2 separate regions of the Homo sapiens genome follow, and region 2 is linked to region 1. A link is a contact called in ENCODE Hi-C data. All regions are on one chromosome and are shown on one strand. The core of a region is the stretch at or near the end of the contact, and the rest is flanking DNA. Distances in the headings are between cores, read along the strand shown.

Evidence for each region. A loop is a pair of places that touch in the nucleus more often than their neighbours do. Pooled maps may share reads with other maps.
Region 2: a map of ascending aorta shows a loop between it and region 1 (13-fold over the local background). The contact joins the promoter of PELI1 here to the promoter of CCT4 in region 1. A Hi-C loop is called at or near these places in 3 of 168 maps with a recorded cell type or tissue (CD8-positive, alpha-beta T cell, ascending aorta and naive thymus-derived CD4-positive, alpha-beta T cell) and 10 of 50 pooled maps.

The regions. Positions count from the first base shown.
Region 1 is chr2:61,886,094-61,893,983 of GRCh38, forward strand. CCT4 (chaperonin containing TCP1 subunit 4) reads right to left here and starts at 2,563. Exons shown (of 14, transcript NM_006430.4): 1 at 2,288-2,563. The coding sequence starts at 2,414. It also overlaps a transcript of COMMD1 not described here. RefSeq lists enhancers at 1,591-2,152, 2,153-2,712, 2,254-2,333, 3,273-3,832.
Region 2 is chr2:64,141,492-64,149,381 of GRCh38, forward strand. It overlaps PELI1 (pellino E3 ubiquitin protein ligase 1), which reads right to left and starts at 2,929. Exons shown (of 7, transcript NM_020651.4): 1 at 2,590-2,929. RefSeq lists silencers at 2,377-2,446, 2,457-2,526, 2,667-2,736, 2,817-3,006, 3,097-3,156.

The DNA.
Region 1 (7,890 bases), core at 1,313-3,812:
TACAGAGCAAGATACTCTTCTAAAAAATCCAACAAGGCTGGGCGTGATGGCTCACACTTGTAATACCAGCACTTTGAGAGGCTGAGGCGGGCAGACCACCTAAGGTCAGGAGTTCGAGACCAGCCTGGACAACATGGCGAAACCCTGCCTCTACTAATACAAAAATGAGCCGGGTGTGGCGGTGCGCATCTGTAGTCCCAGCTAGCTACTCGGGAGGCTGAGGCAGGAGAACCGCTTGAACCCAGGAGGCAGAAGTTGCAATGAGCAGAGATCACACCACTGCACTCCAGCCTGGGGGACAGAGCAAGACAGACTCCATCTCAACAAACAAACCAAACCTAACAAACCAAACAAAAACCAAAACTCTCAAATCATAGCTTTTGGTCATCATCAGTATGTTATAAAACATCTCTGGGGCCGGGTGCGGTGGCTCACGCCTGTAATCCCAGCGCTTTGCGAAGCCAAGGCAGGCCGTCACTTGAGGCCAGGAGTTTAAGACATAACGGGTCATCTTCACAGATAACTTAGGTGGCCTTTCCTTCCCACATGCACACCCTCCTCTGTTGTTTCAGTTCTTTGTCTGCTTTTGTTTCAAAGGTTGCTAAATTTCCCACTTATTTTGTTTGTTGAATATCAACCATATTATAAACTCTCTTGGCCCCCAAATTTATCTTTTTTTTTTTTTGAGACGGAGTTTCGCTCGTCACCCTGGCTGGAGTGCAATGGCGCGACGTCAGTTCACGGCAACCTCCGCCTCCCAGGTTCAAGCTATTCCCCTGCCTCAGCCTCCCGAGTAGCTGGGACTACAGGCCTACGCCAACACACCCACCTAATTTTGTATTTTTAGTAGAGACGGGGTTTCTCCATGTTGGTCAGGCTGGTCTTGAACTCCTGACCTCATGTGATCCGCCAGCCTCAGCCTCCCAAATTGCTGGGATTACAGACGTGAGCCACCCTGCCCGACCCAAAATTTATCTTTCAACATTCTGTTCCTAATCTAATAAATGTAAGCTTCAACTATGGTCCCTAGACAATTATCCTACAAACCTTCGTTTCCAGGTGTATTATCTCCTAAACTTACAAATGACTCCTAAATCTGGCCATTCTGACCTTTCCAACTCATTAGGACAAGTTAGAAACTATTACTTTTTCTTACATCCAGCGTTACCTATCTTAGCGCCATCACATTCCCAGTTACTTGGGCTGATGACTGCAAACACATGTAAGGTGTACTTTATATACGTGGGTCTTTATATGCTTTCTCACTGAATCCTCACAGCAAGCCTACACGATGGCTAAAAAGAAATGATCCCATAGCTGGGGGAGATTAAGCCAAATACTTTCCAGGACACCAGGCCTTTAACATCTGCCCCAACCTAGCTTTCTAATCTCACCTCTTCTGTAAACATACTACTATTCTCCAACCCAAAAGAACTACTATACTCAATATACACTCGGGCAAGATCTCTAAACCTCTGTCCTGACTTTTCCTTCCAGATTTTTCTATTTCAACTCGATTTCTCTTAATCTTAACTCTAAAAAGCAAACATTTTCCTCCAATTTTATAAGTGAATCTTTGGCACAGAGGTTACAGGTCACTAAGACATGAAGTAACGGAAGCAGAGAATGAAACTCTGGTCTTCCTGATTTCCAACGTGTGCCACACACTTCCACAAAAAAAACAAATAATTGTTTCTTGATTTGCCTATGTTTCACTGCACATGCGGAGACGACATCAACGTAACTTTTCCGCAACTATTTCAAACACGACACGTAAGTCGGTTCCCACATCCATCCCAGTACAATGGGCCCCGCCCCAATTTAGACTCGGAGAGTTCACCCAATTCGTCTCAACAGTTGTGCCAAGTGAAGTTTATTTAATAGTTCTTTAAATAAGAATAACAAAGCTGAAAGATACTGTGCATTCTACCAGTTCCAATAAGCAATAAGCGACAGCCCTCAAGCGTCAGATCCCTAGTGAAGACTGCATGCAATCCTCGGCATTTTGAACTGCTTTCGGCTCCAATATGAATGATGCACAGTGCAGGATGAAAAACTAAGGGAGATTAAGATGCAAAATGGGGCAAGTCCAAAGGCCTCCATACTCCGGGTTGGCGATCATCGGCAGAAAAACAGAAATAAGGATCCCTCCACTGGGCTGCTTCTATAGGGAGGACAAGAGAGGATCACCCGAAGAAATGGGAAATGAGCCAAACCCGCTCAAGCCCACGATGAGAGCGCAGAGCACAACCCCGCGGCGCCGCGGGTCAGGCCATGAGAGTGATACCTTTGGCGGCGGAAATGTTGCTGAAGCGGATCTGGGCTGGCTTGTCGCGGTCCTGATAGGCGCCTTTCCCGCGGCCGCCGGCAGCCCCGGCAGTCGCCCCGCTCCGGGGTGCCACATTCTCGGGCATGGCAAACTCCGCTGTGTCTGGGTTGGCTCGGGAAGGACGGATGGACCCGGATTCTGGCCGGCCGCAGTGTAATAACGGTAAGCCCTCACTGCCTTCACGAACCTTCCAGAAAGCGGCGCCGGCGTCGGGAGGAGGCGGAGGCGGAGAAGGGGGCCTTCCTTGCCGCGCGGCGCTGGCGTGACGTAGGAGGCTGTCCGCTGCGCGCCGGGCGAGGAGGATGCGTGCGGTGGGCTCCGGGCTGGCGAGATTGTACGCCCGGGGCGCTGTGGGTGAAGAGCGCCGGGGGAACCTTTACGCGAGGCAGCAATGACAACGCGCGATTTTAAAGGCGAGTGGTGAGGACATCCGCATTTCCTCACTCCACCTTGCACGGCTATGAGGTCCCCTCCTTTTTTTTTTTTTTTTTTTCTTTTTTTGGATACAGTCTCACTCTGTTGCCCAGGCTGGAGTGCAGTGGCGCAAAATCTCGGCTCACTGCAGCCTCCGCCTCCCAGGTTCAAGCGATCCTCCTCAGCCTCCCGAGTAGCTGGGATTACAGGCGTCCGCCACCATGCCCAGCTAATTTTTGTATTTTTAGTAGAGACAGGGTTTCACCATGTTGGCCAGGCCGGTCTCGAACTCCCGACCTCAGGTGATCCACCCGCCTCGGGCTCCCAAAGTGTTGGGATTACAGGCGTCAGCCACGAAGCCCGGCCTTTTTTTTTTTTTTTTTTTTTTTTGACAGAGTCTCGCTCTGTCGTCCAGGCGGGAGTGCAGTGGGGCGATCTTGGCTCACTGCAGCCTCGACCTCCGGGGCCCAAGCGATCCTCCCGCCACAGCCTCCCAACTAGCCAGGACGACAGGTGCCCGCCACCATGCCTAGCGAATTTTTGTATTCGAAACATAGCGAGACTGGGTTTCGCTGTGTTGCCCAGGCTGGTCTGACCTCCCCGGCTCAAAGCGGTCCACCCTCCTCAGCGTTTCAAAGTACTGGGATTACAGGCGTGAGCCACCGCGCCCACCCGGAGGTGCCCTCCTTTAACTCCGGCTGGATCTATCCGCGAGGTGGGGTGGGCGCCGGAATAACTCTCTAAGGGATATGACTGAGTCTGTTTTTGCCCGGCCACATAGACCTGCATTTTATGCAGTTTTGTTCATTTTGAAAGGGAGTCAGAAAAGGGAGATTTGGAATGAGGCGAGGTTAGTTATCTCGTATTGGTTGATACTGGGTGGTGGAGGTTTGACAGACTGCCAAATCAGGTCTGTCTAGTTACCACCGCCCGCTTGTTCTACACTAGTGTCTCCTGCATGACGTAGCCACTGACTCTTAGGGAACGTAAACATTATAATAAAGATCATTTATTTCCGTTATCTGCTAAGCACAGTGCTAAACCTTTACACGTTTTATATCTCGTTTAGTCCTCACAATAATCCTTTACTTAAAAGGTGAGAGAACTGGAGCCCAAAGAAGGAACTGAAGCCCAGGGTAAACGAGTCAGTAGATAGAAGCAGTATTCCAATACAAAGCAAGGACCAGAAGCCATGAGCTAAACTGCTGGTCTCCTATGACCACTATATTTCAGTAGGGAAGTTTATGAAATGAGGTTTGTTGAATGTTCGCTCACAATTATTAAGCACCTGCAAAGTGACAGTTGCGTGTGGTAGGTTCAGAAACAAATGTTCAAAGGTACTTAATCTTGTAATTATGAGGTGGTGGTGGTGTTGTTTGTTTGTTTGTTTTTGTTTGTTTTTGAGACGGAGTTTCACTCTTGTTGCCCAGGCTGGAGCAGTGGCACCATCTCGGCTCACCGCAACCTCCGCCTCCCGGGTTCAAGCGATTCTCCTGCCTCAGCCTCCCCAGTAGCTGGGATTACGGGCATGCACCACCATGCCCGGCTAATTTTGTATTTTTAGTAGAGACGGGGTTTCTCCATGTTGGACAGGGTGGTTTCGAACTCCCGAGCTCAGGTGATAGGCCCGCCTCGGCTTCCCAAAGTGCTAGGATTGCAGGCTTGGCGAGAGCCACCTCGCCAAGTTGTTCTTTAACACACATTTAGCATATTAGCACTAGGGGCCTGGCTCAGTAGCTCACGCCTGTAATCCCAGCACTTTGGGAGGCCGAGGTGGGTGGATCGCTTTAGGTCAGGAGTTTAAGACCAGCCTAGCCAACGTGGCGAAACCCCGTCTCTACTAAAAATCAAAACATTAACCGGGGGTGTAATCCCAGCTACTCGGGAGGCTGAGGCAGGAGAATCCCTTGAAGCCAGGAAGTGGAGGTTGCAGTGAGCCGAGATTGCGCCACTGCACTCCAGCCTGGGTGATAGAGCAAGACTTTGTCTCAAAAAAAAAAAAAAAAAAAAAAGAAGGATATTAGCACTAGGAAATGAAGATCCATAAACCTCTGAGGCCGACTTCTCTTCAGAGGACCAGAATACTCCCAAGTAGCACATAAATTCTATGGTTATTTGTTTAGACAACTGATGTAATATGTTGGAAACAAGTGGGTGATGAGGAAATGCATTAATTTTGGGATGTAAAATACTGGATTTGAGTTTATTAATAGCTCTGCTACTTATTAGCTATGTGACCTAAGGAAGGCCACTTAAATCCTTTGGGTCTCATTTTCCTCATCTGTAAAATAGGAGGGTTGAACTAGATGATCTCTAGGGGCTTACTAAACTACTAGTTCTACCAGTGTAAGGAGTCGATCTGTCAGCCATAAAGGACAGAGCAGAATTTGGAAGATGCCATTATTGGCTTCTTGGGAGAGTCTTAAAGTTTTGAGACATGCTTTAAGTATCTGAAATGTTTCAAGTTACAAACATTTCTTTTTCTGTGAAATTGGAATTATTTTTGTTCGTGGGATTAGGCAGTAAATAAATGTTAAACATCGGCTTTCATCAGAGTGTTAATGTACATTATTTCTCCATTAAAATGGGATTTCAACAAATATTAAAACCTAAACATGGCCGGGCGTGGTGGCTCACACTTGTAATCCCAGCACTTTGGGAGGCCAAGGTGGGTGGATCACAGGAGTTCAAGACCAGCCTGGCCAAGATGGTGAAATCCCATCTCTACTAAAAATACAAAAATTAGCCAGGCGTGGTGTCAGATGCCTGTAATCCCAGCTGTTCGGGAGGCTGAGGCAGGAGAATCACTTGAACTCGGGAGGCAGAGGTTGTAGTGAGCCGAGATCATGCCACTGCACTCCAGCCTGGGCGACAGAGTGAGACTCCATCTCAAAACAAAACAAAAACATAAACACTTGTGTAGAGTACTTTAAGCAAAGCACTGTTGCTAATGAAGGGTAAAAATGTTTTTAAAACTTTCTGATATTTATTTTTTATTTATTTATTTATTTTTGAGATGGAGTCTCGCTCTGTCACCCAGGCTGGAGTGCAGTGGCACAATCTCGGCTCACTGCAAGCTCCGCCTCCCGGGTTCACGCCATTCTCCTGTCTCAGCCTCCTGAGTAGCTGGGACTACAGGCGCCCACCACCAAGCCCGGCTAGTTTTTTGTATTTTTAGTAGAGAGGGGGTTTCACCGTGTTAGCCAGAATGGTCTCGATCTCCTGACCCGGTGATCCGCCTGCCTTGGCCTCCCAAAGTGCTGGGATAAAAGGCATGAGCCACCATGCCCGGCCAGCTTTCCTATATTTAAAAAATACTTTCCAAAACAAAACAAAACCAAACAAACAAAAATACTTTCCTGTCAGATCCAAGCAGACGTAAGGCATATGTGGGAATGTTGGCAATAACAATACAATTTCCTTAATAATTTATGAAATAGGTTTTACAAAACAATAATACTTTGTCAGCCATCCAAATGAAGGTTCTCTTTAGAATGAATAGCCCACGATGTCCTAGACCCTCAATAATAGGACTGAGCCAGGAACTGGTTAAGGTTAGAAAAGAAGAGAGGAGGGGCCAGGTGCGGTGGCTCATGCTGTAATCCCAGCACCTTGGGAGGCGGAGGAGGGTGGATCAGCTGAGGTCAGGGGATTGAGACCATCCTGGCTAACACGGTGAAACCCTGTCTCTACTAAAAATACAAAAAATTAGCCCGGTGTTGTGGCATGCACCTGTATTCCCAGCTACTGGGGAGGCTGAGGCAGGAGGATCGCTTGAACCTGGGAGGTGGAGGTTGCGGTGAGCCGAGATCGTGCCATTTCACTCCAGCCTGGGCAACAAGAGGGAAACTCTGTCTCAAAAAAAAAAAAAAGAAAAGAAAAGAAGAGAGGGCTGTATGTATCTTATCTCTCTTAGGTTTTACTCCAATTCAAAGACAGTGTTTGTTGTTATTTTGTATTTTTCTCTGCATTAGTTTATTATCGAGACCACCATTAAGCCCCGTTTTCCTAAGCCTTACTGTTTGCATCGTTCTTTTTTTTTCCCCCCTGAAACGGAGTCTCGCTCTGTCGCCCAGCCTGGAGTGCAGTGGCGCAATCTCAGCTCACTGCAACCTCTGCTCCACGGGTTCAAGTGATTCTCCTGCCTCAACCTCCCGAGTAGCTGGGACTATAGGCATGCGCCACCGTGGTCGGCTAATTTTGTATTTTTAGTAGAGACGGGGTTTCACCATGTTGGCCAGGCTGGTTTCGAACTCCCGACCACAGGTGATCTGCCCACCTTGGCCTTTCAAAGTACTGGGATTACAGGTGTGAGCCACCATGCCTGGCCTCATTCTATGTTTTTAAGTTTAGCTTGCAATAGTAACATGAAGCAGAGGCCTTGTTTCATTAAGTATATTTTGATTTTCCTAATTTTCCTAGAAAGGTTTCTAGTTAACATTTTTGTTACTTTCTAACCTTCCCAGTTAAAATATTTGTCTGAAAATGGGAAGAGGTTGATTGTTGGCAATAGTAAAAAATAAAAATTTAAAAGTTTAAGAAAAACAAATAAAAATGAAAATGGGAAGAGGAAAAGCCAAAGGAGGGTGCTGGCAAACTTAGAAGTTTTGTGATGTGTGAGTAAACAGCCAGGTTTTCTATCGAAAAACAGGAATGAACTAAACTTTCATTATTGTAGTACTAACAAGAGTTACAGGCCGGGCGCCTTGGCTCACGCCTGTAATCCCAGCACTTTGGGAGGCTGAGGCAGGCAGATAGCTTGAGGTCAGGAGTTCGAGACCAGCCTGGCCAACGTGGTGAAACCCTGTCTCTACTAAAAATACAAAAATTAGCTGGGCATGGTGGCACATGCCTATAATCTCAGCTACTCAGGAGGGTGAGGAAGGAGAATTGCTTGAACCTGGCAGGCGGAGGTTGCAGTGAGCTGAAATCACACCATTGCACTCCAGCTTGGGCAACAAGAACCTCCATCTCAAAAAAAAAAAAAAAATTGAGAAAAATTGCAAATTTGTGGGCAAAAGACATGAGTGTTGTTTTAGGGGTCCAGGATGTGGTGGGGCACAATACAAAAAGTAAGGCAAGCTGGGCACAGTGGTGTGTGCCTGTAGTCCCACTACTCACGAAGTTCAGGTAAGAGAACAGCTTGA
Region 2 (7,890 bases), core at 1,679-4,178, 2.3 Mb after region 1:
TTCAATTCTAAGTCTTTGGCTTAAAATCTTTATCAGCTATAGAAGCTTCTGCCTAAAAACATTAGTTGTCCACGAAGCATAATGACTATCTACAGTCCTTACCACCTGACCTACTAGAAAACCATAATACATCATATTCTGAAATGATAGAACTCTTAAAATACAAAAGTGACATTCTGACAACCCAGAAGAGGCTGAACTTAAATCAAATGGAAACATCCTTTGGCTTCCCCTTTGAAACTTGCCTCAGTGGCATTTGGCAGTACTAGACTAACTTCCTACCCCGTACTTTTCAGTCATTTCCTTTAAGGGGTCTCAAAGAAATTATGAAACCTGCAAAGCCAGACTTTGCCAGTCAACACTAACTTCTGCCTGTGGATTCCAGTGACTGAGCCAAGACAGTGTTAGTAGCTTCCTTGAAGTACAAATGTTCCTGGTAAATCTGGCTTGAAAATACCACAGAAAAAGTTCAACATAACCAACTGTAAGAACATTTAAATGCCAATCTTAAGGAAAGAATGGATTCCCTCCCCCTACAAATTCCACTGAGGCAAATTTCCAGCTTACTTTTTAGAAGCAAATAAATACTACTACTATTACATTACAGCACTTCTACCATGCTAATAAAAAGCTAGGTGATAGTTTCCTCTTTAAAACCTGTACATTCACTACATGAGACACTATAACCACTTCACTACATGCAACTTTCCATACATATAACTGTTCTACTTTCCAATTATTTATTTTAAACTCAAGATCTCTTTTAACATACTATAGAAAGGGAACAGGTTAGAAGGCTTTGGGAAAAAAAATAAAATAACGAACATCTCACTTTCATTTTCTGATGCAACCACCAAAATCTAAAATGTAAGGACAACTATATAGTACAAAATTAAATTTAAGAGAATTTAGAGTAAGTGAAACTATTCACTATTACTACAGTTCTGATTATTATTTACCTGAGGAAAGAGCTAGTAGAAGTGATGCTTGGTTTAAATTTTTGGTGCTTTCCAGTATGGTACCGAAGAAATAAAAACTCACAAAATAAATAAGGTCCTCAGAGTTAAAGACTTTTCCCCAGAAGAGGTTGTTGGTATAAATAAAAAAAACAAGGAATTCATATGCTGTATTTGTACACTAAGAACAATGTTTTGAGACATGTAAATCTTATCACTCAGAAAATATTTTGTTGGCTATAAAGAAAACGCATCGTAAACTGAAACAGAACTGAATAAAGTGAACCTTTACCACAATTAAAATATTTTAAATTCACCCTATTATGAAAACTTAATAATAAATTCATTTATCCTTAAGTGTAAGAGTAATACATATTCGACACAGTAAAGGACAATGCCATTTCTGAAACAAAAGATCATGTGCAATGAAAACAAAGTAACATTTTGCAGAGTAAGAAAAAGTAAAGAGCCTGTGAACCGAAACAGATGACCTTTTCTTATATATAAAGCTTCAGTTTTTAGCACAACCAGCACCTTATGAATAAAGTTCTCAATAACATTTGTTGATATACTGTTTGATGACTAAACGACAGGAATATTGTTGGTGCTGTTAAAACCAAGGCACATTTCCTTGTGTGTAGTGATTAAAATCTGTTAAATGTACATTTTTAAAAAACCTCTGCCCTCTGTCCCCTTCTTGCTCTCTTGCCTCTAACAGACCTGCACGTACAAAAATAAAAGTAGATGGTGACGTGAGTTTATGATTTACATTAATTTCCCTACTCGGAGCATTTTTCACTAAGTCTTTAGAGGTTTTAAGATTCAAACACTATGTAAGAAGAATTATGGTTTGAACTACGTAACAATTACCTAGACATCTTTTGGACTTCAGTTAACCTGTAAGTAAAATGAGCATCTTTAACTTTTCCACGGGGCTTTGGAGAACGGGTTCTTCCTCATAAACGCTTTCATATACTCAGACACGAGGCGCGGTAGAAGATCAAGCGTATCCATCAATTTGAGAGCTTTTCACGACCTCAGTTTACCCACTTAGGGAAACGGGCGTATTAACTTGTTTCCTAGGGGACCCGGGGGTGAAATTAATTAGCGTGTTTAAAATGCTCTGAGATCCAAAGATGAAAGGAAATGTGAAAGACGCGCAGAGATGATGACAACAATCATAACAATAAAAAGAATGACTAACTTGAAGTCTGCGTTATGTAAGGGAGGAAAAGAAGTTATCAGATCCGCACAAACAAAAGGGAAACCCACCGCCCCTTTTGTTTCTCCCATTTCCCTCTCCTCCCCGCCACCCGCAGAGCTCCCCTCTCGCAGCCGGAGCGCGCGGCCAGCCAGGCGCGGGGCTCGGAGTTGGCCGCCGCGCGCCCCGCTCCCGGGCGGAGGGGGAGGCCGCGTAGGGCCGGTTCCTGACAAAGGCGCTTCCTCGAGCCAGGGCGCGGGATGCAGGCGCCGCAAACTCCGCTCCCCGCCGCAGCGGGGGCGCGCAGGCGGGCGGGGAGAGCCGGCTGCTGGCCGCCGGGGAAGCCGCCGAGGAAGTTGCGCGCCCGCCCTCCCCGCGCCCCTCGGCGGCCCCGCCGCCATCCATCCCGCGGCGCCCCGCGGTCACACTTACCGGACAATTGCTGGTGGCCGGGATCCCAGAGCGGCCCCCGAGACCCGAGGCGAGAGGGTGAAGTGTTGTGCGCGGGGAGCGCGAGCAGACAGCCCGCCGTTCCGCCGCTGCCCTCCGCGCCCGCCAGCCGAGCCCAGCGAGGGGAAGTTGACCACGGAGCCGAGCGCTGAGGAGCCGCGGACGCAGGGAGAGGCGTTGGGGCTGCTTTGTGGTGCGCTCCCGGAGGGCTGGGGACCAATTCGACCGCACCGCGGGACTAGGGCTGCTGCCGCTGCTGCTAGTGGAGGCGGCGGCGGCGCCCCCCGACGGTCCCTCCGCCTCACACCGCCTCTGGGTCACTGACATACACTCGCAAGGAGGGGAGGGGTCTAGCCGGGGGGCGGGGCCTGAGGGAGGGGACCGGGCAGGGCCACAGCGGAAGGCGGTGTCGCCGCACCGAGAAGGCTCTTGGGAATTGTAGTTCTCCGGTTGAAGAAAAAAGGGATTCATTGTTGTCCAGCACCCTACCAGGCTCGCTCTGCACTGAGCATGCTCGAGGGCGAGGTTTGGACCGCCCCCTCCCACCGTTACCATGGTCACCGACACACTTAGCGAACGTGTTCAGTGCTGCTGTTGGCTGAACAAGGACGGTCTTGTATTATGGTGTTGTTGGGGATCCAACCCTTAGACGGTCCTTCCTACTTTTCTCCACCTCCAACTCCTAGCCTTACCAGTCATAAGTACCCAGTGAGGTCTGACTTTCTCTCCATATTTCAGTCTTCCCTGCTGCGTAATTTATCTTCCACAAACCCTAAATCACAAATACCTCTGTCCCTCACTTCCCTCAATTGAATCTTCTCCGGCTAAATTCAATTTTCTTTACCTAAGACTTGTCGAAATGTAGTTGTTTCCAGTAATTGAACAATTAGGTTATAAAACTTAGGAATATCACCACTATCAAAGTCCCGTAATTAATTACTTTGCTCAGTTAGTCACATCTAACTTTAAGATTAGCAAAGGCAAAGTACAGAATTAAGACCCCTATATTTTACTTGATTACTATAAAAGAATCCGGGTTCGTTCATTTTAAGGCCTACAATTTTTAAGACATACAAATTTCATAAAGTATACGTTCAAAAGACAAGTTGAAAATTGTTTATGTGTATTGGCCAACTTTAGTTTGGTAATAAGAGAAGTCTGAACCAAGGTATGAGTATGTTGTTGGGCTGGTCAGCTAAGTCTACACCCATCTTGGGCACCCAGGTGTGGAAAGGTGGTAGGGAGGAGGGTGGAGAAAGGCAGGACACATTACTGGCTCTCCGGAGAGCTAAAGGCAACGCGTCCTGAGCGCTTTTGTTTTCCTTCTCCACCTACCTAGAACCCCACACCCTGGAAGAAAAAGATTAATGCTTAGGAATCAGACACACTTTTGGAGCAAGGCTTTCAGAGAGTCTCAAGATCAGAAATCCTTATATCTACAGACTATATAATTATACACTCATTCAAAAAATGCTTGTTGAGTGTCTACTTGTGCTAGGCACTGTTTTGAGCCCCAGAAATAGAGATACAAAAATGTAAAAGAAACATTCTTATTTTCAGAGTGCTTACTATGCAAAGGAGGAGACAGGTAAATAGACTTAATTTGAGAAGTACTACAATAGGAAAATGCAAAGCTACCCACAGATGTGGGCAAAATCAGGAAATGCTTCAAAGATCACTTGAGATAACTAGGAATTAACATGTTTGTGTATTTTGGTAGGGGAGGAGGAAGAGAGAGGTGGGTGAGAGCATTGGGGGTGGTGTTGGGGAGAGCATCAAGCACAAATACCTAAAGGTGTGAGACCCAAACGTATTTTGGTTCAGCAAATAGTTGCATTGCTGGCAGTAGAATGGAGTTGGGGGAGTGGCAAGAGGAGACACTGAAAAAGGTAAGGGAGACAGCTTAGGTAATGAAGAATCTTGCACAATATGCTAAGGAACATGAACCTTTTCCTGGAAACAATGGGAAGCCACACAAGGATTGTAAGCAGATGGAATTTTGATAAGATAGGCATTTTAGAAAGATCACTCTATGGAGTGTGGTATGTATGGGACCTGTTACAGTATTACAGGGGAAAAAACCATGAGAGACTGAACTAAGGTAAGGCAGTGGCAGAAGAGAAAACTGAGGGTAATCAGACACTATTCAGGGGATAGAATATAGAACATAGTGACTAATTGCCTAGGTTTGGGGGTGAAGGGAAAAGTAAAGTTATGAATTATGATGCTTGTGGTTGAAAGCAGCAGAAAACCCAGCTCTAACTGGCTTAACCAATAAAGGAGATTTATTGAACCATCTAGCTAGAAAGTTCAGGAAAAAGGCAGTCTATAGGGATGACTGATTCAACAAATCAGAGATGTCATTAAAGGCACTTTTTTTCCCTCATTTTAATTGCTTTATTGTTAGCTTTATTGTCAAATGACGGTTGCCAACAACTTGTGTAGCTTTAAGTTTCGCTATTTAGGTCCAAGAAGAAATAAGAAAAAGATTCACTTTTGGAAGCTCTTTTGTAAAGGAAAGAAAACTCCTTTCCCAGAAGCCTCAATGATTTAGTCACATGTCCCTACATAAACCAAAAATGGCTGCCAGGAGATGGCACAAGGATAATTATCTTAGGATGAAGACATGTGCGTACCCTTAGAGCCATAGAAGTCAGCTTCTACCAAAGCTGTGATGAGGAGGTGCAAATATCCCAGTGAAAATTGAGCTGATTACTCAGAAAAAGAAGCATGGAGTCTGAGAAGTGGACCACAGTGTCTACTGCAAGGAAGAAGCCAATGATGGATCCCAGATTTTTGGATTGTGTGTTTATGAGCTAGTGATCAGTTATGTACATGACTCTTGTGCCCTGGAGACAGATTTGGGCAGCAGAAGATATAACTGGAATATACCATCATATAAATGGCTGTTGAAATTATGGCAATGGATGAGATCACCCATGGAGAGTATGCACAGCAGAAAAAGGAGTCAATAATAGCACCTTAGAGAACATCAGCACTTAAGGTGTAGGCAGGAAGATCGTGAAAATGCCTGGGAAGTAGCAAGAGAACTAGGACATAACAAGGAAGCAGGAAAGTAATCTACAACCAGGAGGAGAGTCAGTCAACATAAAGCCACAAATGACAGAGATGATAGAATTAGCAGTCAACAATGTTGAAACAATTACAATAAGTATGCTCAGTATGCTGAAAGAGAGAAATCAAAGATATAAAAAATGGAATTTCTAGAAATTAAAATGACAATTTCTGAAATAATTTCACTGGATGGGATTAACACTCAGAGGCAGATTAGGCACAGAGCAAATTAGACACTCAGAAGAAAAGATTAGTGTACTTGAAGACATAGCAGTAGAAGCTAGCCAAAAGAAAGCACACAAAGAAAAAAAATGAAAAAATACCCCCCAAAACAGAGTCTCAGTGATCTATGGGATAATACCAAGTGTCTAATATTTGTGTAATTGGAGTTCCAGATGAAAGATGGGTCAGAGGGGTGACAGAAAAATTATTTGAAGTAATATAGCTGAAAATATTTTCACGTTTGATGAAAATTATAAACCCACAGATTCAAGCAGCTCAATGACCCCTAAGCAGAGTAAACACACACTCCCAAAAACCACTGCAAAATACGTCACTATTAAATTGTTGAAAACCAATAATAAGAAAATATTAAAAGCAGCCAGAGGAAAAAGGCAAATTATGTATAGAGGAATAAACACAAAATATCAGCAGACCTTTTTTTTTTTTTTTTTTTTTTTGAGGTGGAGTCTTGCTCTGTCGCCCAGGCTGAAGTGCAGTGGTGCGATCTCGGCTCACTGCAAGCTCCGCCTCCCGGGCTCACGCCATTCTTCTGCCTCAGCCTCTGGAGTAGCTGGGACTACAGGCGCCCGCCACCACGCCCGGCTAATTTTTTGTATTTTTAGTAGAGACGGGGTTTCATCGTGTTAGCCAGGATGGTCTCGATCTCCTGACCTTGTGATCCTCCCACCTCGGCCTCCCAAAGTGCTGAGTTACAGAAATGAGCCACCGCGCCCGGCCAAATATCAGTAGACTTCTAATCAGAAACTGTGCAAGTCAGAAGACCATGAAAAGGCATTTCCAAAGTGCTGAAAAAAAAACCTGCCTGGCATGGTGGCTCAAGCCTATAATCCTAGAATTCTGGGAGGCCAAGGCGGGTGAATCCCTTGAGCTCAGGAGTTTGAGACCAGCCTGGCCAACATGGCAAAACCCCGTCTCTACAAAAAAAATACAAAAATTAGCTGGGCGTGGTGGCATACGCCAGTAGTCCCAGCTACTCCGGAGGTTGAAGTGGGAGGATCGCTTGAGCCCAGAAGGTCGAAGCTGCAGTGAGCTGTGAATGCGCCACTGCACTGCAGCCTAGGTGACAGAGCGAGACCTTGTCTCAAAACAAACAAACAAACACCCTGACACATAGAATCCTATAGTTAGAGAAAATAATCTTTCAAAAATGAAGTTTAAGACAACAAAAGCTGTGAGGATGTCACCAGCAGAACTGCACCTCAAGAAATGTTAAAGCAACTTCTTGGAAACTTGGATTTATATTAAAGAATGAAGAGTGCCAGAAATGATAAATATATGAGTAATTATAAAAAACTTCTCCCCCTGACTTAAAATTTTTTGAAAAAAGATAACTGACTTTAAAATAAAAATGACAAGACTGTATTATCAGGTTCATAATTAAAGATTTCTGTCAGCATTTATATATAAGGGACAAAATTCTAGCTGAAGTCTTCAAACATGTAAAGTTTGATAACAATAGCTCAAAAGATGGAAGGAAGAAGTGGAATTATATAGAAAGGTCTTATATTACACATGAAGTATTATACTATTATTTGAAGGTAAATCGTGATGAGTTAAAAATGCATAAGCTAAACCTTAGAGCAGTCGTCAAAATGAAAAAAACAGATGTGGCTAAGAAGTCAATAGTGGAGATAAAATGAAATCTTAAGAATAAAAAGCTTGAATGGAGAAGCAGAAATAAGGAAGAAATCTATGTCCCTAATGACCATGGAGCTGACATACCAGCTCTGGACTCTACCTCCTGACTTCTTTTAAGTGAGAAACAAACTTGTTTTGTTTTTATTTTTTAAAATTTTTTATATTAAAAAAATAGAGACAGAGTCTTGCTATATTGCCCAGGCTGGTCTTGAACTCCTGGGCCCAAGCAATCCTCCTCCTCAGCCTCCCAAAGTGCTGGGATTACAGGTGTGAGCCACCATACCCAGCCAAGAAACAAACTTCTATGTTGTATAAAGACATTGCTGT